Linked DNA regions of Mus musculus: regions 1 and 3 are each linked to region 2. A link is a loop called in an ENCODE intact Hi-C map of the cell type or tissue named here. Cell type or tissue: left cerebral cortex. All regions are shown on one strand.

The links. Hi-C counts contacts between places; a loop is a spot of excess contacts. Peaks named below come from ENCODE experiments on the same cell type or tissue, not always from the same donor. Only the 100,000 strongest peaks of a DNase experiment are listed, where the experiment ranks them.
Region 1: a loop joins it to region 2, with 4 times the contacts of the local background. A loop is called at or near these places in 3 of 42 quality-filtered maps.
Region 3: a loop joins it to region 2, with 5 times the contacts of the local background. A loop is called at or near these places in 5 of 42 quality-filtered maps.

Annotation. Positions count from the first base shown.
Region 1 is chr6:145,386,994-145,394,993 of GRCm38, forward strand. It overlaps the pseudogene 1700073E17Rik and a transcript of Lmntd1 not described here. Among named protein-coding and RNA genes, the nearest start is that of Gm38926, 43 kb to the left of the region's middle. In left cerebral cortex, a CTCF peak has its summit at 3,031; DNase peaks (open chromatin) are centred at 566 and 3,137; H3K27ac peaks cover 1,237 bases.
Region 2 is chr6:146,277,721-146,285,720 of GRCm38, forward strand. All of the region lies in intron 37 of Itpr2 (inositol 1,4,5-triphosphate receptor 2), which reads right to left. Among named protein-coding and RNA genes, the nearest start is that of Gm35596, 62 kb to the left of the region's middle. In left cerebral cortex, a CTCF peak has its summit at 3,963 (motif pointing left); DNase peaks (open chromatin) are centred at 207, 3,949, 4,508, 6,198 and 2 more places.
Region 3 is chr6:146,402,183-146,410,182 of GRCm38, forward strand. Itpr2 (inositol 1,4,5-triphosphate receptor 2) reads right to left here. Exons shown (of 57, transcript NM_019923.4): 10 at 3,576-3,620. Among named protein-coding and RNA genes, the nearest start is that of Itpr2, 96 kb to the right of the region's middle. In left cerebral cortex, CTCF peaks have their summits at 3,410 (motif pointing left) and 7,874 (motif pointing right); DNase peaks (open chromatin) are centred at 1,302, 2,902, 3,352 and 7,861; H3K27ac peaks cover 272 bases.

The DNA of each region.
Region 1 (8,000 bases), 890 kb before region 2:
ACAGTCCTCCAACACAACGGAAACCTGAGGTAGAACCTGTTTTGGATTTAGGACGTGTCTTGTCAAGAGTGAGAAGCTAGACACTCGTAGTTAATATAGCATTGCTCCTGGCCTCTGCTTACATACTGTTTCATGGGTATTGTGGGGTTCCAGGGCTGTGTCTTATCTCGAGTGAGTGATGTTGCTGAGTTTTGGTTATTAGGTGCAGTCTTGGCTGTAGTGGACTATGCTATTTTTAGATGTCAGGAAGCTTTTTTTTTTTTTTTTTTTTTTTTTAACTATGTTCACTATACCTCTGTGGGCCGGAGAGGTAACTGGAGATACCTGAAGCTTATGTAATCCTTGGTTTCTGTGTTTTTACTACTGATCTTTGAGGAAAAGGGTTGGGATGGGGGTAGGAGAAGCTTGTTAGGAGAGTGTTTATTGTCCAAAGTCACAGACCTTTCTGGATGTTTATTCCCACTGTGAATGTGGAGTCATCACAGACGTAGGCTGCTGAAGAGATCAGAAGCCAGGAAAAGCCAACACTATCTGTACATTCTTAGAGTCCCTTCTGTTCTCTCCAAAGCATTGTGGCAACTGTTTCTATGGCAACCATGAAACAGAACAGCCCACACAGTTTAGTCAGCTTGGAACTCAGAGGTGATGCCTAATAGCATAATCTCGGCATAAAGTGGAATGGACCGTTTTCTGAAAATGTACAAGTCTACCTGAGTCTGGAGCCGAATGCAGAGATACCGGGGCCCGTGTTCTCAGCAGCTAGACTGTCTACTCCACCCCAAACACTGGTGGTGCCTATGTGGATCATTAGACCCACCAGGGCACGTGAGAAAGTATCCCGTTGAGTAAGGGGTTCTTCTAGACGCTATAGACTGTGGCTTCTCATCTTGCAGATCCTCGACAGGTACTGCCAGAGGTTGGTGGCAAATGTCCTGACCATCTTTAAGTGGTCAGTACGACAGTCTTAAGTTCATCCACAAGTCTGGACAACTGTCCCCAGAGTCCATTTCTAGAGCCTTTTCAGTGTACCCACACAGTAAACATTTTCCCATCCCCTTTTTCCACTCCAGACCCCAGGAAAGCTGGGCCGTGCTCCTGAGCTCTGTAGATTTCTCTCCTGAGATAAAGTGACCCCCACATTCCATGTTCTTTAGCGCCTGGCTTATGTCAGTTCATTCATGTCAATATGCCTGAATGTCACTTTTTATAGCTCAGTAAGATGAGCCTGTATAGTACCACATATTTTAAAAATTAATTTATCTGCCTGAAGGTTTTGAGAAGCAAAAGTAGATAATACGACCAGACTAGAAATGTGTTCCAGTTGTTACAAAAATACACAGTTGAGCTATTTAGAGAATTTCCTAACATGCTACTCTTAGATTAAGATTGTAATTAGTAGATCTTGGGCATACTCACTATGGTGTGGAGCTGTGATTATCTACTCAGTTGTAACTAACACCCAGTGAAGCACACTGCTCTGCGGATCTGTGTGTTTGTGGTGGAGCTTTATGCGACAGCCAGGACTCAGGCCTAATGGATGAATTGATTTCTTGATGGGTTCATAATCAGCTCACCTTTGGTGAGATGTGGGAGGTGGGTTTTGGGGGTGGTGTCACCCTGGCTGAAGGGCCCTAGTGGGCCTGAGCAGGCATGGTGCTGACAGGTCTTGCCTTTCTCTCTCCTCCTTGCTAAACCACAGATTATATTCCTAAAGCTAGCCACCAAGGTCTAGTCCCTTATTAACCATTTCCTCCTCCTGGGGCTGACCACACAGGTCCAGCTATCTAAGTATTGGAGTCTGGTAGCCAGAAGCCCCCTATTGGCTCACCTAGTTAACATATCCAGTTAAAACAAAGCAACTCACCCTGACACGGGCTTCCCCTTTCTCTTGATAAACCTTTATTTTCCTATGGATCATGTGTGTATCCTCTCTATCCAGAGGCAGTCCATTGTCCCTCTGGGGAAGCTATCCCTTCCCTCCTCCCCATAGTCCCTTCCCCTTCTCCCTAGTCCTCTGTCTCCTGTCTGTCTCTTACTCCCTGCCCTTTGTCCCTCCGCAGCAAAGGAATCTCATTTGTGCTGAGAACTTGGTCTCAGTGTGTTCTGTGCAGACTCTGGTCTTTCGCTGGCCATTTCCTGTATGCTCCTCCTTATTGCCCTGCGTCTTTTAAGAAGTGAAGTGACAACACTGTGACATGCCCGATGCTGTTCAAAGAGCACAGGGACAGCGCCCGAGCCACATTCTTGTCCCTTAAGTTCTATTTGTTAGACAGTTTGGTCAGGGGGACAGAGAAGAGATACACGCACACATGCAGGGTGTGCATGAGGAAGGAATCGTTTTTTGTATAGTTTCTGCTCTCGCCATGCTTTTATCATTCATTTTCTCCCATTAATTCAGCCGTGTAACATGCGCACACTTAGGTTATAGCTTTAATGCAGATATGGTGGTATGCAGAGCTTTTCAACTCATAAGATGGTGGCTATTTTACAAGAACCACTTAGGCTGGGCTTTGGGCATGAACATCAAAGTGCTTCTTGGTAGGTCACCAGACTACTCAATGGTTTCTAAAAAGGTTCTGATCTCTCATTCCCTTTGTGTTGGCTCCAAATTAGCTTTTCCTTAAAATGTCTAAGGTGTATCCCAAAGGCACCCAAGACAAAGGGCAAGGAGTAAGAGACAGAGACAGGAGACAGACCGGGGAGAAGGGGAAAGGGCTATGAGAGGGGGGAAGGGATATCTGCCCCTGAGGGACAACAGACTGCCTCTGGATAGAGAGGAGACTGACATGATCCATAGGAAAATGGCGGATAATCAAGGGAAAGGGGAAATCCATGTCAGGATGACCTATAGGAACAGTTATCTCACTTAAAATGGAACGGACAGGAGAAAGTTTGTTTTCCCTCCTGGGATAGGCTGAGGCCTCTGTAATAGCTAGGCAGGAGAGTGCCTAGGCTCTGGTCTCCTCTGTTGGATGAGAGAGTGCTGATACGCCCTGGTGTTATGCGATCTTAAAACCATGTAATAATGTCTTTCACCAGCATGAGCAGAGCCCAGCATGCTGGCTCCTTCGCTCTTCCCACACAGTGTACCATGATGCAGTAAGGGAGAAGCTGGGCAGACAGGATCAGCAAAGGCAGCTGACAGCAACATTGTAGCGAACAGATGGTGGAGACGTGGCGACTGGAGAACTGTGGAAGCTGATAGTCACTTTGGGGGCTGAAAGAAAACAATACAGTTAGTGCAGAGATGGAAGGGTGTCAGGAGACATCCGGGAAAGGCTAAGGCTGGTAGGAAAGGACTGGAGTAAGCACAGGACACACCAAGACCAAGTTCTCAGCACAAAGGAGACTTATTTGCTCCAGAGGGACGGAGGGCAGAAAGTAAGAGACAGGACTATGGAGAACTAGGGGGAAGGGGCAAGGAATATGGGGAGGGGGGAAGAAACGTTTGCCTCAGATGGACAACGCACTGCCTCTGGATAGAGAGTGTCCAGTGTCTGTCCCAACCTTTTGGGTTTCAGAGCTGAGGTGGATCACAGCATTGGATGAAAGCCACAAGACTGATAATCTCTGGCCTTACAAATGCACTGGAGGCTAGAAGCTGATGGCTTCTGGAAACTTAACACTCTCTTGCTTACTCTGTGGTTGAAGACAGCTGGCTTTTTTCCCCCTCTTTAACTCTCTGTGCTTTATTGAATTTTGGGAACTTAACTCTTTATTGCTATTCTGTGCTTCAAAAAAGCACTGAAAACTTAACTCTTTGTGCTTAAATAAGTGCTGATTTCTAGTGAATTAACATGTGTATAGCAGCTGGAAATTAAGTAAAAGGATTTATTAATAGAGCTTCTTTCTCTGGGGAGTCTGCCGGGAGTCCCTGGAGGGCCAGCTGAGAGGCTCAGAGCTTGCTAATGCTTTCTAAACCAGAGAGAAAAGAAAGGGAAAGAGCTCACACAGACAACTCACACTCAGCAAAGTGGAAAATGGCTGCACCACCTTCCTTTATTGGCTTGTTTTTTTATAGCTTTAAGGCAAAAGTTCTCTATGTAAGAAAGAATTACCTCATAGAGAAGATGTTACAAAAAAGGGGAGTTACAGGAAGGTATCGATAACAAGTTCAAAGCAGTGTTTCACACTGTAAGCTCGTTACAAGTTCAGAGCCACAGTTTTTACATGGCCTTGCCTTAACATAGTGCACACCTGTAGCTTCATCTTTGACCCTGAATATTTTCCCTTGAACGCAGATTTGTCCCAAGCCTATTTATTTATCTTTTTATTATAATTATGAAAGCTCATTGTACTTCCTATTATGAAGCCTTTACTTACCATCATGAGGCGTGGGCACATTCTATTCATGAATATAACTTTTCTAGCAAAACAACTAAAACCACCTCTTAAAACTTTCTTCCTCCTCACTCCTTTTCCGGCTGGAAGCATGGAGGATGTTCCAGAGAAGAAAAAGAAGGTTGCCGCTGTGCCAGAAACCCTTAAGAAAAAGCAAAGGAATTTCGCAGAGTTGGAGGTGAATCACCCGAGGAAGAAGTTTGCCCTGAAGACACTGCGAGAGGGAAGGAGGAAGCTCAGCTGTGAGAAGGCAAGGCACTACCACAAGTATAGGCAGACATACTGGACTGCGATTCGGATGGCCAGGATGGCAAGGAGAGCTGGGAACTTCAATGTGCCCGCAGAACCAAAACTGGCCTTTGTCATCACAATCCGAGGTATCAGAGGAGTAAGCCCAAAAGTCCGCAAGGTAGTGCAGCTTCTTCGTCTTCTACAGATCTTCACTGGCACCTTTGTTAAGCTCAACAAGGCTTCAATTATCATGCTGCGGATTGTGGAACCGTACATTGCACGGGGGTATCCCAACCTGAAGTCAGTAAACAAGCTCATTTACAAGTGAGGCTATGGCAAAATCAACAAGAAGCGGATCGCCTTGACAGATAATTCGTTGATTGCTCGATCTCTTGGTACATTTGGCATCGCCTGCATGGAGGATCTAGGTCATGAGATCTAAACAGCTGGAAAAGGATTCAAGAAAGCAAGTAGCTTCCCGTGGCTTCAAATGACCTTCCCACAAGGTGGAAAGAAGAAAAACAGAACTCACGTTGTAGAAGGTGGAGATGCTGGCAACAGGGACGACCAGATAAACAAGCTTATTAGATGGATGAACTAAGGTGTCACCCATGATATTTTTGTAACCTGGTCAGTTAATAAAGTCACAGCTTGGCAAATTGAAGAAAAAAAAAACCCTTTCTTCTTAAGAGTATTTTAATCAAATCAGGAATTACATTAAATCATTCATTCATCTAAACATAATTAATTCCTGGAAGTTCATCTTCATGTTGCTCTTCAGGAAATGTGACCGGTAGGGTGGGTTGATGCCCAGGAATCCTTAGGGTATGCAGTATTGGTAGGAAAGGCACAACAGCTGCGAGAAGCAATCCTGGATGCTCTCACAGCTCCATGGCCATGTCTCTCAAGAGTGCGCCCATCACAAACCATGCAAAGATGGTGGGTCATCTCCAGGACGGTCACCTGCTAGCCTTAGCCTTTCCTAGATTGCTCCTGACAATAGGGGAGGCAGACATGATCCACAGGTAAACGGCAGTTTATCAAAGGAGAGAGGAAACTCTGTGTTAGGATGAGTTGGTTTGTTTTGAATGGCATACAAATTGTGGCAGCCAAAGGGGGCATTGACTGCTGTACTTGAATACTTTGATAACTGAACATTGGTAGTCAGCCTCAAGAGGAAGTAGTCAAATAAAGGAATAGACCTTGGTGGCTAGCTTTAGAAATATAATCTGTGGTTTAGCAATGGGGAGAGAGAAAGGCAAAACCTGTTGGCTCCATGTCTGCCATGCTTGGGTCTGCTAGAGACCTTTAGCTGTCAAGGAAGGTCTCAAGGCAGGTCCGTAGGGGCTCTAAGACATCCTACATCTAGTGTGGGCCATTAGGAATAAGGATCAATGCCCACAGCTCAGTTCACAGAAAGACTTATCACTAGTACTTCATCAGGAGAACCTAATCCAGTGTACAGGATTACCTGCTGAGAATCTGAGCTGTGACTGGTTATGGGTTAACACCCTGAATTAGTGGCATATTCAGTCTACAGATCTAGAACAGTGGTGATGCCTGAGGCCAGAGCTGGTGATGTTTACCTAGACTCATTTCCACCAAGCTCTGTGTTCTGCTCTGTTCTGTAATCAAGTGTGTAATCAAGTGTGCCTCAGAGGGTCAGCAAGTTCATAACAGGTGGCTAGTCAGACAGGAAAAGCCCCCCAAGCCTTACCAGTGTTCTCTGGCTGGTGAAAAGCCCTGATTCTGCAGCATTCTGTGTCCTGCCTCTCGTCCATATACAGCTCTCAGTCCAGTTATCAACTTAGGGGTCACAACCCCTAAATCAGGTTGACCAACCCATACTCAAGAAGCCAGTAATAAAAAAAAAGAGCGAAGTTAAAGGTGTGAGGCAGAGGAAGGTGGTTTATTCAATGTGGCCACATGGGGAGAGGGACAAAGACATCCAGCAACATTCCCTTAGTTCTTTGGGGTCATGAAGTGAAGTCCCAGTCTAAATAGAGGGCTAGAAATATGTATATCTAACTAGTCCTGGTCAAGATGTGGCCCTGCCCAGTATGGACCCAGCCTTGTCTGGGCTTGAGTCTCATCCTGTACATTGGTCTTATGAGTTGTTAGATCTGTGTGAAATCTTTCTCCAAGAGATAAGTTTCCCCTCTGGCTGGTGCCGGTTCCATTGACTAGCATGAGCTTCCTGGAAAATTCTCATTTATCTGGCTGGGGTCTGTTGTTTCAACACCCTGATAGTCGGACTGAGAGACGTGCGCCTCTGCAAGTCTCTTCAGAGTGCCTGCATCACTGCCAGATTGCTGAAGAACTCCCACATGGACTGCACACACTGTCATGCAGGAATTCCATTAGCCAAGACCCCGGGGCAGAAGTTGGGTTTGCTTGTGTTTGTCTCAATAATTGACAATCTATTGGGCTAGCAACACTGAAAGCAAGACCTGGATTCTTGCAGTATTTTGTGAGACTGACGCCCTCAGAGGAGCTAGTCCTTTGGGATATGAATGCTTCCTGTAGGAGCTGGAGAGTTGGCTCCCTGGGTTAGGTGCATACTGCTCTTGCAGGGGACCGGAGCTCTGCTCCAAGCCCGGTTCCCAGCTCCCAGGTCAGCCTCTCGCGTTTAGATCTTCAGGTGGAGAATCTGGCCTGTCTTCTTCTTGAGGACACGCCGAGAGGTCAGTACATGGGGGACACCAGGCTGTGAGGAACAGGCACTCTGTTAATGTCTCACTGTATGGGCCAGAGCGCTCACACATTAGGGCTGCAGTGCTGTTTCCAACCTTGAACCAAAGGATGATGCTAAGTCAGAGAGGTAAGAGCACAGAAATGTGGGGACAAACGGGAGCTTCAGGAAGACCTGGCTGTGCCTTGTCCTTGTCTTTTAGAGGAAACACTTAAAACACCAGAAAGCTGCCTGGCTCAGCTATGTTTCTATTGCTGTGATTAGAATCCGTGACCAGTCAATTATGAAAGAGGTGTTCATTCAGGCTTACAGTTTCAGAGGGTCAGGGTCAGGATCATCAGTAAGAAGCCAGGCAACAAGCATGTAGGCCTGACATGGGCACCACGGTTGGGAACTACTTGAGACACAACCTTGAGGCCGAAAGAGTTAAACGGGCCTGATGTGGCCTTTTGGAATCTCAAAGCCAGTGACATAAAAACTTCTCCATCAGGGTCTGTCAGAAGCCATCTAGGAAAGGCTAAAGCAAGCAAGTGAGCTTTCAGGAGATGGCCCACCATTTTGTAACACTGTGATGGGTGAGCGCTGAGATACAAGAAGTCTCCTCAGAGACTTCATGGCAGGATTGCTTCTTGCTGCTAATAGACCTTTCCTATCACTATCACATAGCTTAATGATTCCTGGGCATTAGCCCACCCTATTGGACAAATTTCCTACATATCAACATGAAGATGAACTT
Region 2 (8,000 bases):
CGTAAACACTGGGTTTGTTGCTAGCTGTCTGTGTTTTGTTTTTATTTTTGTTTTCTCTTAACGCTCCTAGATTTCCCCCACTCCTTATGGCTCAGAGGAGCACCTCTGGGGCTGTTCCCATGGCTACTGTTCTGTAGGTTGGATTCCTTCTGTTTCTAAAAACAACGTAGCTCAGTCTCACCTTCCACAGGTGCTGTCTCCTCGCCCACCCGTGTGAATCTGCCACCATGTTCCTTGGTGGTGTTTACTGCGCTCATACAAACACACAAATCTATCTAAATGGCAGAGATTCGGTCTTCCTGTGTCATAGCAAAGCAGTGGGCCCTGAAACCTCAGGGGGAGATTATACCATCAAGGAAACAGAAACCACCAGCGATGGCCATACAGTTATGTTGGTACCTACTGGAGGGCAGTGGCTTATTCTGCTCATACCTTGAAGTTGTGCTCAGTCATTCATTCATTCATTCATTCATTCATTCATGCATGCATGCATGCAGAGGCTCTGGCTGTTAAACTCGGAGTCTGAAACATGTTGGGCAAGCCCTCCACCTCTAAGCTCCACCCCCAAACCACCCTTTACTCTTTATTTTGCCTCAGGATCTCACTAAGTTGCTCAGGCTGTCCTTAAACTCAGGTAGATTTTGATCTTATAATCCTCCTGCCTCAGCCTTCTGACTATCTGGGAATTACAAGACTGAGACACCAGGCCAGGTTTCAAGTTTCATTTTCCCCAATTCTGATTGCCTATTCCTCTCTTACTGGGATAAGCAAGCTGGTTTAAAATATAACTGACATGGAGAATTTTTATTACTGAGAGGTAAGATGCTGCTATAGGACATGGTAAGTGCAGAAGCCAAGATGTTCATGAAGCACTGGCATGAGTCACAGTCTTCATTAAAATGATGAGAACTTACTCTTTCACTTTTATCTCTCATAGAGGGCATAAGGAATAACACATGGAGACGCAGCTGTATCAGTCACTGGGGCTAAAACTGCTGTTTCCTAACACTGCTTTATATGCATCTTAGAAGCGACCACCAGCCTTTTAAAGACTGGCTACTTTCCAAAATGAATAGCAAAATCATTTGTGACTTATGAAAACTTACAGAATGTAGGGAGCTGTGATGGTTTGTATATGCTCGGCCCAGCGAGTGGCACTATTAGGAGGTGTGGCCTTGTTGGAGTAGGTGTGTCACTGTGGGTGTGGGCTATAAGACCCTAGCTGCCTTGAAGTCAGTATTCTGCTATCATCCTTCAGATGAAGACATAGAACTCTCAGCTCCTCCTGCACCATGCCTGCCTGGATGCTGCCATGTTCCCAGCTTGATGACAATGGACTGAACCTCTGAACCTGTAAGCCAGCCCCAATTAAATGTCGACCTTATCAGACTTGCCTTGGTCATGGTGTCTGTTCACATCAGTAAAACCCTAACTAAGACAGGTGCCTACTCCATAACAAGGCACAGTTTTTGGCGAAGGGTGTTTGTTGTTTGCTGTTTGTTTGTTGTTTGTTTTGCATTGCTGACAATCAAACCCAGACCACCCAGTCCTACACACTCAACCCCAAGCTCTCATCAGGGACCTGGATAAAGTATTTATACATGCATTTACTATGAAAGGGACCAGGCTGATGAAAGGATACCCCAGAAGAACTGCTAAATACCAAAGGACATCAACCATTAAAACTGGTCAATAAAAATTGGAGGGACTGTATACTGCATACTGCATCACTGGGCTAAAAACTGTGACCATGAAAACTTAAAAATTCTATGGATTTTCCAATTCCCACATTGCTTTTTTCTATACAGTAGCTCTTTCAGTACCCAATCAAACTTTCTGCTCAGACATCCACACAGAGGTCTCAGTGTCATTGGAACACTTCTATCAGTCAGCTCTTTTGTTTGAACGTAGGGATACCATCCAAGAGGAAGGCAGAAACCCTTTTAAATTTCTTTTGTTGGTTTGAACATGTTTAGATAAACATGTTTCAAAACACCTTCCTAATTCTGTAGTGTATGCCAAAGACCTGCTGTCCGCAGTGTGCCTGCCCTCTGCACAAGGACACAAGAAGCAGACAGGAGGCATTCACATATGACCCACAGTGGGGTGACCAGAGAACGAAACTGTGTCAGTCTGAGCATATTCCACCCACAATCACAGGTAAGTCCTGCTGCCCCAAACCCCACTTCCCAACTCTGAATGAAAAAAACCATCCTTGAAGGGGCCATTAAATTAATATGCAGCCATTGGGCTGGCCTTAATTCTGTACAACTAATGTCATGCTAAGAGAAAATTTGGATAAGCATATATGCAAAGGCAGAATGACTGAAGACGTGAGGGGACATGACAGCCACCTGCAAGCCCACCAGAGAAGCAGGATGCAGATATCTCCTCCATGGCTCTCAGAAGAGGTCACTTTATCTATGTCTTCTCCTCCGTTGTGGTGTTCTACTTTTAAAATCAAGAATGAAGGAGTGAAGAGATAAACCAACGCTCAGATCGCTCATGAAGATCTCCCCTCCAGCTGAGAAGAGGGCTCAGAGGGTGAAGGGCTTACGGTGCAAGCAGAAGGACCTGAGTTCAGATCCCCAGAACCTGTGTAAAGCTGGGTGTGGTGGTACAATGCCTGCAACCCCAGCATCCTACACCAGGGATAGGGGTGCACACAGGAGAGTCCCCAGAAGCTCAGGGCCAGAGAGTCTGGTACATTTAGCATGCTAACTGTCTTAGCTTGGTTCTCTGTCGCTCTGACTAAAGAACTTAGGGGAGGAAGGGCTTATTTTAGCTTACACTTCCAGGTCACAGGCCACCAGTGAATGAAGTCAGGTCAGGAACTTGAGGCAAGAACTGAATGGAAACTATGGAGTAACTGTTACTAGTTGTTTCTCTCTCGATCCTGCTCAGCTACCTTTTTTGGACAGTCCAGGGCCCTCTGCCTAGGGATAGTACTGCCCATGGTAGGCTGGTCCTCCTAAATCAATTAGCAATAAAAAATGCCCACAGGCCAGTTTGATGGAAGTGATTCCCTGGATGTGTTAACTTAGATAACTGTGGGATGTATCAAGTTGGCCATAAAAGCTAAACAGGAACATGGCAAACGACACAGAGACCCCGTGTGCAACAAGGTAGACTGACCACAGCAGAGGTTGTCCTCTGACCTCCACACATTCATGCAGTAACACACACTGGGGGAGGGGGGGCTCTTAAATATGCCCTGGAAAAAGACGACTGGTTGAGTCCAGTGCCTAGGAGGTGGCTAATTAAGGAGACTGTCTAACCCAGTAATAGGACCACACAGCAAGAAGACCACACAGCATTCCTGCAAATGTTGTCAACTGCTGTTTCTTATCCTCAGCATCACACAAAATGCCAACTGCCTGACAGATTTCAGATCAAGCACCTATGTGGATGGGATACCTTCCATTCTTGAGATTAAAATGATTTTATTATTTTGCAATAATCGTGACCCTTTAAAATGCTCTGAAAACTGGCCTCTAGAGAAAACAGTTGAATAAGCGAGGAGTGCCACATGATAAAAAACAAGCCGAAACTCAGCAGCACGTGGCTTAAAATCTTCCTCTGAACCGCAGAGAGACTGCAGAGCTACATATGGTCAATACAGCTGCCAACCGCCATAAAATAACAGTGCAGGCAGCGGGCGTGCTGATCGCGATACAGGGTTACGCAGTTATCTCACTGATTGGGAATTCCGTGTTAACCTAACGTATATTTTAGTTACTTTTCCTTTTGCTGCGAGCTGACAAGAAGTAACTTGAAGGAAAGGGAACCAGAAGGCATTGGCAGGAGTGAAAGGCATCTGGTCACGTGGTGTCTGTAGTCGCAAACACAGGACAAGAGATGGGGCCAGACTATAAAATCTCAAAGCCCCGCCCCGGAGAATCATTTCCACCAATGAGATGCGACCTCATTTCCACCACCTCGCTCATGAGCGCCACCTGCTGGAGAGCACTGATTCAAGCGCACAGTCTCTGAACTATTCACAGTCCATAATCATGATTCAAGTTTAAAATTCATACTTTTGGACTAAGACATATGCATTTATCCTTTTAGAGGAGGACAGAATAATTACCTCAACCAACCGATCACTCAATGCCATCCTGAGGTACTGGTGAAGGGTGGAGTGAATCACGTGCTTCCACAAACCAATGCAAGACAAAATATTTAGTTAAAACTACGAAAGAAGGAAAATCCCAATGCAAAGGGAAAAGTCATGCTTTGTCTTTAAACACTTGGTAGCCCCCTTTTTCAAAATATAAACTTTGTATTTAAAAAAAAAAAAGTTTTCACTGTAATGCGGCAGAATCATTCAAACATGGAGTGTGAAAATAAGAAAAGAACCCAAGAGAACAACTTGTCTGTCAGTTGAGATCTCAGAGATTAATATTTATGAAAACAATTGGCAAACCACAGCATATGCTCCGAGGCGGGAGAGCCTAGCAGATGTCTTGTTAGAAGAAGCAGACTGTCACCCATATGTTCTCAGCCTCAGGATCCCTCAGCCACTTCACTCTTGGAGATCACACAGTGCCCACGTTCACAACCAAGCAGAAGCTGTCTTGAAAGGGAACTTTCAAAATCCTGGCTTTATGCAGAAAGAGGTGAGACGCGGATGGAAAGCCAGCCAAATGACTTCATCTGAGAGTCCATCTGTGGAAGTTGTGCCGGGGAAAGCATGGTGTTTTGTCCTTGTAGCCCATCTCACATCTCTTGCCTCATGTTTTGTCAACAACATTCCAACACCTTAGGAGAAGTAACCCTGCCTCCTTTACACAAGATTGCCTTAGGGATAAATAGCTAGTCTCCTGCCTCAGCTGCTCACCAGTGGACTATTAAGCCTGAGACTAATATACACTAGGATGAACGAGCTGAGTGGGTGGGAAGTGAGAGGGATCTGAAGTCCTGATTAAGTCCAGGGATGGCCAAACGCAGCACAGCTGAAAGCAAAGGGAGTGGACAGCAGAGTACAGGGCTGGGTGTTGGGATTCCCAGATTAGCGGCTGCATAGTCAGTGGCTCCTAGAGGTGCAAACTCTCAGGGCGTCTCAGGAAGGGTGATGGAGCAGAGAGGTCACAGAAGGGGCAAAGGTTGAGAGCTGAGAGGCTAGAGTATTAACAGCAGGATGGTATGGAAGGAAACCCCCTGTTACTAGTGGGTGTCGCCTATAGCACTAGATATGCCTAAGGGTCGGCTGGAGGGAGGGAAGGGAGGGAATATCGGCAGGTGTCAGGATGATGTAGTCAAAGCCTCCACCCCAGAAAGTGCTAGGATCTTAAAGGTAGGATAGGAATCAGCCCTGAGGGAGCAGTGGAGAAGTGCGCGCGCGCGCACACACACACACACACACACACACACACACACACCCGCAGCTCCTGACTCCAAGGATGAGGGAGAAGCTAGTGGCTAACCAATGAAGAGCTGAGAAAACATTGGGCCTGGGGAAGAGAGCTCTCCCAGGAAAAGGGAAGGGACACAGGTCACAGAGGGAGAGAAGAGGAACTTGGGAGATGGGGAGCAAAGCCTGTGGGAAACAAAGGCTGCCCACACCCCCACCCCGGGAGGGTGGCTCTACAGGGTTTGAGGTTTGCACTGTTCACTGACTGGGAAGAGCAGAATGAAATTTCTATCAGGGCTGTCCTTTTCAGAAATAAGACGCTGAGCCTGGGAGGCAGAAGTCTCGTCTGACTCCGCCTAAGAGATGACCAATTCTCCATAGGTCACAAACTATGCTTTTCATAAATCAATGGCTACATGCACCCTGGAGGTTGGTATATTGATATAGCAATCCCTCACTGGCATTGTGGGATTATTGCTTGCTATGGGACCAACAACTCTCCCCACCCGCCCCACTTGACTATACTCTAACAGGGCAAGAGAACCTGAAGTAAGTGGGCTTGATGCTTCAAATAGAAATCACTTAAGTACACATTTCTGTAGTACCCTTGGCCTGCCCCTCTCTCTCTCTCTCTCTCTCTCTCTCTCTCTCTCTCTCTCTCTCTCTCTCTCATTCAAATCATCCCAAGGTCTCACTAGATACATTACCCTGGGCTCCTCATACCAAGCTATGTGCCTAACACATTTCTCTTGCTTTCCCAGGCTATGCTTATGTAAGAAGTGGAGTCTGAGATTTGAATCATAATTGCAATTCAGACAAAAGCTAACAACTGTAAAAAACTGAACCTCCAACTCTACTGGGCAATCTGCAAACACTCAAACCGATGGTGTTGTTTTGCTTAAAGGAGGGAGTATCCCAGAAAGGCTTCAGAGTCTTGGGCTCCAGGTGGAACAGGCAGGAACCAAGCCGATGCAATACTGAAGTACGTGGTAGATGTTCGAAAACCATCAAACACAGATGAAATGTGGTCTGTGGTCTGCACTGCCTTAACAAAAAGCTCTCTCTCCCTCCGCAGCCATGTGCAGCACTCCTACAGCTCTGTGGCTGCCGCCTCAGTGCAATGAGAGGCAGCCCCACACAGGAACATAGACTCTCACTGTAGACTCTGTAGCTACACGGGCTGGGATCTGTCCTGACTCCACTGTGCTTTGCTGTGTAAACTCTGACACATCTGTTACCTTCTCGGTGGTGATTTCTCTGTGATTTAATTGTTACATGGTTTAAATGAATTACAGTATAAATGAAAATTCTTGAGAAGAATCTGTGTCCGGCTGTAAACAAAAGCCTCCTGGAGGAACCTGTGCCTGCAGACTGATGGATAAATTGGAATTTCAGTACTGTGGAGAGACTGGAATTTTGTGGTCTCGGAGACTAATCACTTTATCTTGAGCTAGCTTTAGTCTTCTGGGACAGCCACTCCTTGTATTACCCTTTATCTGAACTACCTGTGGTAATAAATAAAGACGGAGGCAGAAAAATGAGTCTGCAGCCGGAGCTTGACAGAATGAGATGGAATGTAAGCAGCATTTGGTCTAGCAGCATTACTTAATTCCTGACTCACAATGTAACACAGTAGAAAGAAGCAGGAGAAACTCGGGATTTGTGTTCACAATCTACCAGCTTAGAGGCACGAGCCACTTACTGGAAGGCTTTCCCCCTCTGCCTTTCTTTTTAGTTTTAAAAGGGAGGTTAGGAGTCTGAGTCTCTGCAAGTCTCTACATCTGAGTGGATGCAGATAGCATGTTACCTAGCTGACAGCTCTTCTAGATACAGATGTGAGAACAAAGTAACAACAAGATTTTGGTGCGGGTTCACTTGGCTATGAGCGGTCTCATCCTGAAACAGATCAAGCCGATGCTTGATTTTCAGATTTTCTTCAGACTGCCTGTTCCTTCTCCAAACAGTTGCACCACCAGATCTACCCCATGTTAGGCTGTGGGGCTCTGACACTGTTGGGGTCGGCACTTAGGGATGCTGCAGCCAGTCCTGGCTTTGTTCAGGGATTGCTCTAGGCTCAAAGTCTCCAGGGTGTGTCTTCTCAAGGCCATTAGCCGAGTCTCTAGCACATTCTTCCCAGGCTCTTCTCAAAGCTGGGAGCGGGTGCGGGAATGGAAGCCCTCCTCCTGGCAGTCCTTCAGAACCACATTTGTTCTCAAAGCTGAGCGCCCATTGAGCCTGGCACAGGGTCTGGGGTATGACACCTTTCCATCTTCCTTTCTGCTTTGCAGACCTCACAGTGGGTGCCCGCTACAACACCTCACTAAACACTTGCTGTGTCTGAGACACGGCTCCTCCACCCGCCTCCTGTGCTAAAGGTCTGAACAGCTGGTCTGACTTTGCAGGTGTGTGAGGTGTGAGAAACCTGCCTCTTGTAGGGGCACAAGGATATGCAAAGCAGGATTTCAAGTGACTCCTCTGCTAGAGCAGCAAAGGCTGCTGTCATCCTTACAGTGATAAGGCCTGTGTGAAGGCCATCGCCGAGCAATGGTTGTGTGCACAGCAAAGTGCTAAACACTGGACGCTTCTCAGTGAAGATCAAGTCTGCCCTCAAGAAGCCCAACAGGGTGTGGCATGTGGATAGAAACAA
Region 3 (8,000 bases), 120 kb after region 2:
GGGAGGCACTGCACAGGGTGGGCTGCACAGGGAGGCACTGCACAGGGTGGGCTGCACAGGGAGGCACTGAACAGGGAGGCACTGCACAGGGAGGGCTGCACAGGGAGGCACTGCACAGGGTGGACTGCACAAGAAGGCACTGGACAGGGTGGGCTGCACAGGGAGGCACTGCACAGGGTGTGCTGCACAGGGAGGGCTGCACAGGGAGGCACTGCACAGGGTGGACTGCAACAAGAAAGCACTGCACAGGGTAGGCTCCACAGGGAGTCACTGCACAGGGAGAACTGCACAAAGAGGGCTGCACAGGGAGGGACTGCATAGGGAAGGCTGCACACTGCCCAAGGAGGGCTGCACAGGGAGGCACTGCACAGTGAGGGTTGCACAGGGGGCACTGCACAGGGTGGGCTGCACAGGGAGAGCTGCACAGGGAGGCACTGCACAGGGTGGACTGCACAGGGAGGGCTGCACAGGGAGGGCTGCACAGGGAGGGCTGCACAGGAAGGCACTGCACAGGGTGGGCTGCACAGGGTGGGCTGCACAGGGAGGGCTGCATAGGGAGGCACTGCACAGGGTGGGCTGCACAAGAAGGCACTGCACAGGGTGGGCTACACAGGGAGGCACTGCACAGGGAGAGCTGCACAGGGAGGGCTGCACAGGGAGGCACTGCACAGGGAGGGCTGCACAGGGAGGGCTGCACAGGAAGGCACTGCACAGGGTAGGCTGCACAGGGAGAGCTGTACAGGGAGGGCTGCACAGGGAGGCACTGCACAGGGTGGGCTGCACAGGGAGGCACTGCACAGGGTGGGCTGCACAGGGAGGGCTGCAGAGGGAGGCACTGTACAAGGAAGGCTGCACATGGAGGGCTGCACAGGGAGAACTGCACAGAGAGGCACTGAACAGGGAGGCACCGCACAGGGAGGCACTGAACAGGGAAGGCTGCACAGGGAGGCACTGCACAGGGAGAGCTGCACAGGGAGGGCTGCACAGGGAGGCACCACACAGGAAGGGTTGCACGGGAAGGCACTGCACAGGGAGGCACTGCACACTTTGGGCTGCACAGGGAGGCACTGAACAGGGAGAGCTGCACAGGGAGGCACCTGCCCTGATTCAAAGCCACAAGGGAGCTGATGGCTGTGCTCCTGCTCCAGCCCCCTCTCCTGGAAAGGTGTACTTCAGGGCACCCCAGGACACCTTTGTGTTGAGTCATGGTGAGTCACTGACTTTAGATTGAACATCACATTTCTGTGCTGTTGGAGCCTAAGACGTGCTGGGAGAAGCTCTGTCTGAGTTTGGAGCTGACGTACAGGCTGCAGAAGGCTGCCACATTTCTGTCATGGCTCTCCCCTCCCTCCTCAGCCCAACCTCCAACTCTGCTTGGGGAAGCCACACATCCCAGGCTGCTTCCGGAAGCTGCCGGGAGTTTCTCTGTCTCTGTAAGCCTCATCCCCAGAGCTTCCTGAGGGATCCTTTCTGCTTTCTAAGTCTGCCCATCTTACTGCCAGTGAGCCTGGAGTGAAACCCATGGCAATGTGAAGATCTGACAGAACCTAAACCCCCATCTCCAAATTCTACAGATCAGAATTTGAAAGTGCTTCTTCAACAGTCTCCTTTTTCTAGAACATTTCCATGTGTATAAACACACGCAGGTCTGTTCCTGGCCACATAGGAGGATTTTGATGCTTAGAGGACATCTGAAAATTTCTGGACACATTTTTGGTTGTCACAGCTGAGAGCTGGGGTGGGGTGAAGCTTCTAACACCCAGTAAGATGAGATCAGCATGCTGCCATCAGCCTGCCTTCCAGGGGGTGCCCCTCTACCATTGAGGGAACACCCGCTACGACTTAGGCAGAGGACACCCCACTACTCATACAGAGCTCATCTTGCCACCACCACAAAGAATTATTTGGTCCACTGTGCCAATAATGCAGAGGCTGTGAGACCCCAACAGAACTGCCTTCAAAATAATCAGATCCCTTGCCACATAAATATGTTTGGTAATACGAATGGCATTGCAGAGAATTTTTTTTAAAAAAATCCCCTCTGCAGAGCCATCTGAAAAAATGTGGACCTTCGAGAAGAAATAATGACCATCAGGTTCCCAGCTGGGCTTGACACGGTGCCAATGTCTACCGGGTGCACAGGGAAGCTGCATTTGTAAGATTGGAAATAATGGGCCCCTTTGTAAAGTGAACACAGCAATTCGGCCTTAATGGGAGCCCCGACACACACAGCCTCATTTCTGCAACACCCTGCATTAACCTCTGAGACTTCCAAAATGGAAGGTGACGTTTTGATAAAGGTTTCTGAATTACAGGAAAAAATATTAGCAGGTCATTAAGTCGCCAACGCGGGGAAAATTAAGGGGAAAATCAGCATCATCGCCATCACTGTTACTGGAACTCTGCGTGAGAGGCCGGCGCTCTGTTTTGGGAAATTGATCTTCTCTGTCACAGGCTGCAGATCGACTCTAACAACCCTTCTCCTTTCCTCTTCAGACAGAAGTGTAATTACTGCAATGTGACAAACAGATTATGGAACAAGAAGCCACACTGTGCGCACTACACCTTCACGGGCTCAGTTTTCTTTACAGTCAAACTTGAGGCTCTGGAGACAGGCTCATTAAACCAAACCTCTGCTGCTGGCGGTCTCTCACAGGAGACTGGCACAGTCCAGAATGCAGACCACCTGCCCTGTGTGTGATTGCAGTGAATCTGGGGACAAGCTCTCAAACACAGGCATGTTCTTCTCAGCTTTAGTGGAGTTGAGGAATTAGGAGGAGAGCAGCGCAGCCAAACAAGGCTTGATTAGTGAGAAGGGATGTCACCCTGAGTCTACTGCTTAGCACAGAATCCTGCTTCCTAACCGCTCCGTGAAGCTGCATTTTCTGTGTCCACCCACTCTGCTCAACCCACACAGCCAGCTGCATGGCCACCGTCCATGCAGGAAGCAGAGCAGAGCTGTAATTAAGCCACACAGTGGGAAGGTTTGATGGGTGCCTTCCTAGAAGCAACTTGTCCCCCAGTACTGAGGACTGAACCTACAGCCTCACATGTAAACCCTGTATCATGAGCTACCCCTCCAGCCCTCTTTATAACTTCCTATTACATTTAGTTTTCATGTATGTATGTGCATGGATGTGCATGGATGTGGGGGACAGATGCCACAACAGACATGTAAAGTCCAACTCTTGTGAGTTGGTTTTCTCCTTCTACCATATGGGTTTGGGGAACAGAGTTCAGACCCTCCGGAAACACCCAAGAACCATTTCACTGCCCGCCCCCCTTTTAGATAGTACTTCCATGTACTTCTGGAAACTGAACATAGACCTACCATAGCCTATTTCCCAGAAGCCTCGGCGTCTTGCAATAACCAGCCTTCAAGAGGCAGGAATTCCCTTAGCGCCCCCTGCTGGCAGGGATGGGGATAGCATCTGAGCCCACATGCTTCTCTGACCATTCCTTCAATTAAGAATGGGGTCCTAGTCTTCAAGCTTGTTAGTAAAATGTCTTTTGATTTATTCGTATAAAATAAGATGTGGAACATTTGGGACAAACTGACAGGAAAGTCTACTCACCACATTTTTTCCTTCATTTTGAGCATCTCGATAGTCAGGATTAAGCTGAAAAACAAAGCAAAATTTGTTTTAAATTAAAAGTGCCAGTAAGAATGTGCTGAACCTGGGCCCATAAGATGTCCCAATGGATAAAGCATCACTGAAAGCTGGATGATCTGAGATCAATCCCAGCATGCACCTTGTCTCTCCCTCTTCCCCCCCCCCCATACACACACACACACACACACACATACACTGTGAACATGCTTAAATACCACACACACAAAGAAGATTCCTCCAGTGATCCCACTACTGACCTGGAACCCAGACCCAAAGAATTTACCAAAGTGTGGTTGGCCAAGCAGGTTTGATAGACCAATAGATTCATGATCAGAGATGATGCAACGCTCAGAATGTAACAGGGCACAAGGCAGAGGGGCAGATGGAGGCAGGGGGTTTTCTAGGAACCACTACGAGACATGGGGAGAGGAGAAGAAGCCACAGGTGGCATGCCCACTGGAACCACACTTCATGAGAACATAGGGACAGCACTCTGCTATGAAGAAGAGTCAACAGAGCTTCATGACAAACAGCCAGCTGCCCTGCCACTGAGGACTTAGAACGACAACTGAAGTATTGTACTAGAGAAATAAAAATACAAAACAAAACCATAATCCACCCACCATGTGGCTTCACTCAGAGCTCATTTATCTGAAAATGGTGGAAGAGAGCTGGGCTGAGGGAGAGAGGAGCTGTCGTCTGTGGTGTCATCTGCGCTGTGACACATGGTCACGTGGGCTTTGGCTTTGTACTCTTGTTTGTTTCTTATATTCCTTATATTATAATTATGTATAGCCATTATGTACTATACATAAATCCCATCACAGATATATATTTTTATTTTACATTTATTTATCTATTAACATATATTATATAAATATATTACATTTATATTATATATATATATATATATATGTATATAATCTGTGGGTCAGTAGTGATCCACAACTTGGCAGAATCCGGACTCGCAAGCCTTTGGGCACACCTGTGAGGGATTACCCAGGTTAGTTTAGCCTCTGACCTCGCCAGTGTGGCGGAGAAGAGTCCACTAAAGTAAGAGACAACATTGCTGGGTCTTGATCCTGGACCACCTAAAACTAAGAAGCAAGCTGTTTTGAACTGTGGATGTGGCCAGCCATAGTGAGCTCCTGCCACTGTGACATCCTTGCCATGATGGAATGTAGCCAGAAACAGGTAAACCAGAATAAACCTTCTTTCCTTAAGCTGCCTGTGTTGGAGTATCTTATCTAGTAACAGAAATGTAACCAATGCAAAGTTAGCCAGACTGTATCTAAAGCTGTATCAAAGGGTTACATTTGATGAATTAGAATACTTAGTTCCAGGTAATAGTAAATCCAAGCTCAGAGCCATGGCTCACACATAAGCAGGATGTAAACAGAAACGAGAATCCACCCAACCAAGCCCAACACAAAACAGCTTCTGCCCTTGGCGGTGCTGCCCATGTTCTACCACAGACCATGCCACACTCTAAACCCTATCAAGAGCACCCAGGCCTTTTATTTTAAAGCTTCGGGCCTTGGGAAAAGTCATCCAGTCCCAGAGAACTGGGAGTCCTTGTCTACAAAATGAGGGGGAAACTCTATGATGGAGCCCCCAGTCTGTGAAGCCTATGGCTGAGCCCAAAACTATGGAAATGCATAACTGAGTCCCAAGTCTTTGAAGTCTGACTGAGCCCCAGATCTGTGGACATGTGAGACTGAGCCACAAGCCTATGGAGACCCATGATGTCCACAGGTCTGTGTGGGTAAAAGTCACACATCCCTGTCTTTGTCTGCTTGCCAGTCATCTCCATCAGTCAGCAAAGCACAAACTAATAATGTTAAAAAGGGAGGGAGGAAAAAAGATGACATGGGCCGTCACTGTGGGCCTGACTGGGTTTACAATCAGAGAGGTTTACTGAGGAGGGAAGACAGTCCTGAATGGAGCAACAACATCTCACAGACTGAAGAGCTCCAGGCTGAATAAAAAGACAAACTGAGATCGGCACCAGCATCCATCTGGCTCTGCTCCTCGGGGTGACTGCCTCAGAGCCCTGCCACCTTGTCGTCCCCACCAAGATGGCCCATAGCCTGCAACTGTAGCAAAATAAGCCATTTCTTCTTCTGTTGCTGTTGATAGTATTGTGTCATGGCTGTGAGAAAAGTTACTACTAGAGAGAAAGAAAAACACCCAAATAAACTTACAGCCACATGCATTCACAGACATTAGCTGTAAACAATAAATTATGCACACCTCAAAGTCTACTACTTTGTCTCTTCCCCAAATATAGTAACAGCCGTAGTTATCAAAGTAATTAGTGAATGATGCATAAAGAAGAATGTTGCTAAAGAAGGAAGAAAAAGTTGTGCTAAGGCAGTTCCTGGATATTTTAGGACTTTAAAGGAAAATATTTCATGATGCTAAAAAACTGAATTGTCAGGGCCCCCAATGGAGGAGCTAGAGAAAGTATCCAAGGAGCTAAAGAGATCTGCAACCCTATCGGAGGAACAACATTATGAACTAACCAGTACCCCGGAGCTCTTGACTCTAGCTGCATATGTATCAAAAGATGACCTAGTCGGCCATCACTGGAAAGAGAGGCCCATTGGTCAGGCAAACGTTATATGCCCCAGTACAGGGGAATGCCAGGGCCAAAAAATGGGAATGGGTGGGTAGAGGAGTGGGGGGGGGGGGGGCTTTTGGGATAGCATTGGAAATGTAATTGAAGAAAATACAAGAAAAAAAAGAAAAAAAAAGAAAAAAACTGAATTGTAAGTCAGGCATGGTGGAGAGAGAGAGAGAACTTTTGTAATAAACACTAACAGAGCATCTTTAAGGAGAAAACTTTGTGGCCTGTGCTATTTTAGGCAAGACTCCTATCCCTGGCCACCAACCCTGTGACCTCAGAAGGAAAATAAGACATAAATAAGGTCAGCTATACTACAAAGCAGAATTTGACCAGAGCTAGGAGAAAGAAATGAATAATTTGTAAATAACATAGGTCACAGGAGGGATGGAGTGATCTGTGATGAGCTAATTTATATAAGAATTATTCCTGAAGGCTGGAGAGATGGCTTAGTGGTTAAGAACATTGACTGCTCTTCCAGAGGTCCTGAGTTCAGTTCCCAGCAACCACATGGGGGCTCAAACCATCTGTAATGGGATCTGATGACCTCTTCTGGTGTGTCTGAAAACAGTGACATACATACAGTACAGTATACTCATATGCATAAAATTAAAAAAAATAATTATTCCTGGTGTTCAAGGAAACCATTAAAGGGCAGGTTGAATTTTAATCAGGAGATAAGGGAGAGAGATCACCACAAGTAAGAGAAGTAGGACTAATTTGAGTTTGCAGAACCTCTTGTGTGATGTTTCTTTAAAAATGCTTTTGAGAGTTCATTCATTTAACTTCACAATTCCCCTTCTGAGAAATGTTCTTAATCCTTAATTCTTCACAGATGAGATGTGGGCTACTGACGGGAATGTCACACAGAGCCATGTGTGACAGGTCTGAGGAATGCAAGCCACACCCCAAGAGACTGCAACATCTCCTCTCCTGCCTCCAGCAAACAGAAAGGTGTGAGCCAAAACAGAACGACTCCACAGATAGGCTCTTATGCTGAAGGAAAGATTTCCCGGGACCTCAGAGGCTTTTAAGCTAAAGGGAAGATCATGCCGCACGAAAGAGGCTGTTAAATGAATGATGTTTACATCAGTCTTATATGTTTACAGTCATCAGCATCTAAGTGTAGAAACTGCCATGGAAAGATATGCTTATCTTGATTCCCAAGTTGTGATGCCTATAACCGGGGAGGAGAGGTGTCACTGTGGGGAAATGACCCGAGTTCTAAGAATATTTCATGCATTTATAAGACCGTGAGATAGCCAAGATCAAATTCAGGGTCCACAAGGTGGAGAGAGTGGATGAGAGAATGTAGTGGTTACTGGCAATATCGACAGGTAGCCTTCATCAAAACACACAATTAAAGTGCAGTGTGCAGAAGAGAAAGTCAGGTCGCCACAAGAGTCTCGCTAACTGTACCGAGTCAGATGCAGGATGCCAGCAGTCTTACACTCACACAACAGAAGGAAACAGACTGAAATCACAGAAGCCCATGATTCACGCTCATAGTCTTGCTTTCTAGTCCTTTGGGGGTGGGGGTGAAGGTGGGGGCACAAGTGGGTTCCTGAATGCAGGTGCAGTACTTGTAGAGACCAGAAGAGGGCACCAGACCCTTTGGCAACCTGAGCGAGGAGCGCCAACCACACTGCAGGTCCCAGGGATAGCCGTCATCTGCTTAAGCAATCTCCCAGCTGAGCCATTTCCCTAGCTAGCTGCTGTTGTTTTGCTTTTGGGGTTTTGTTTTAGTTGGTGTTTGTTTC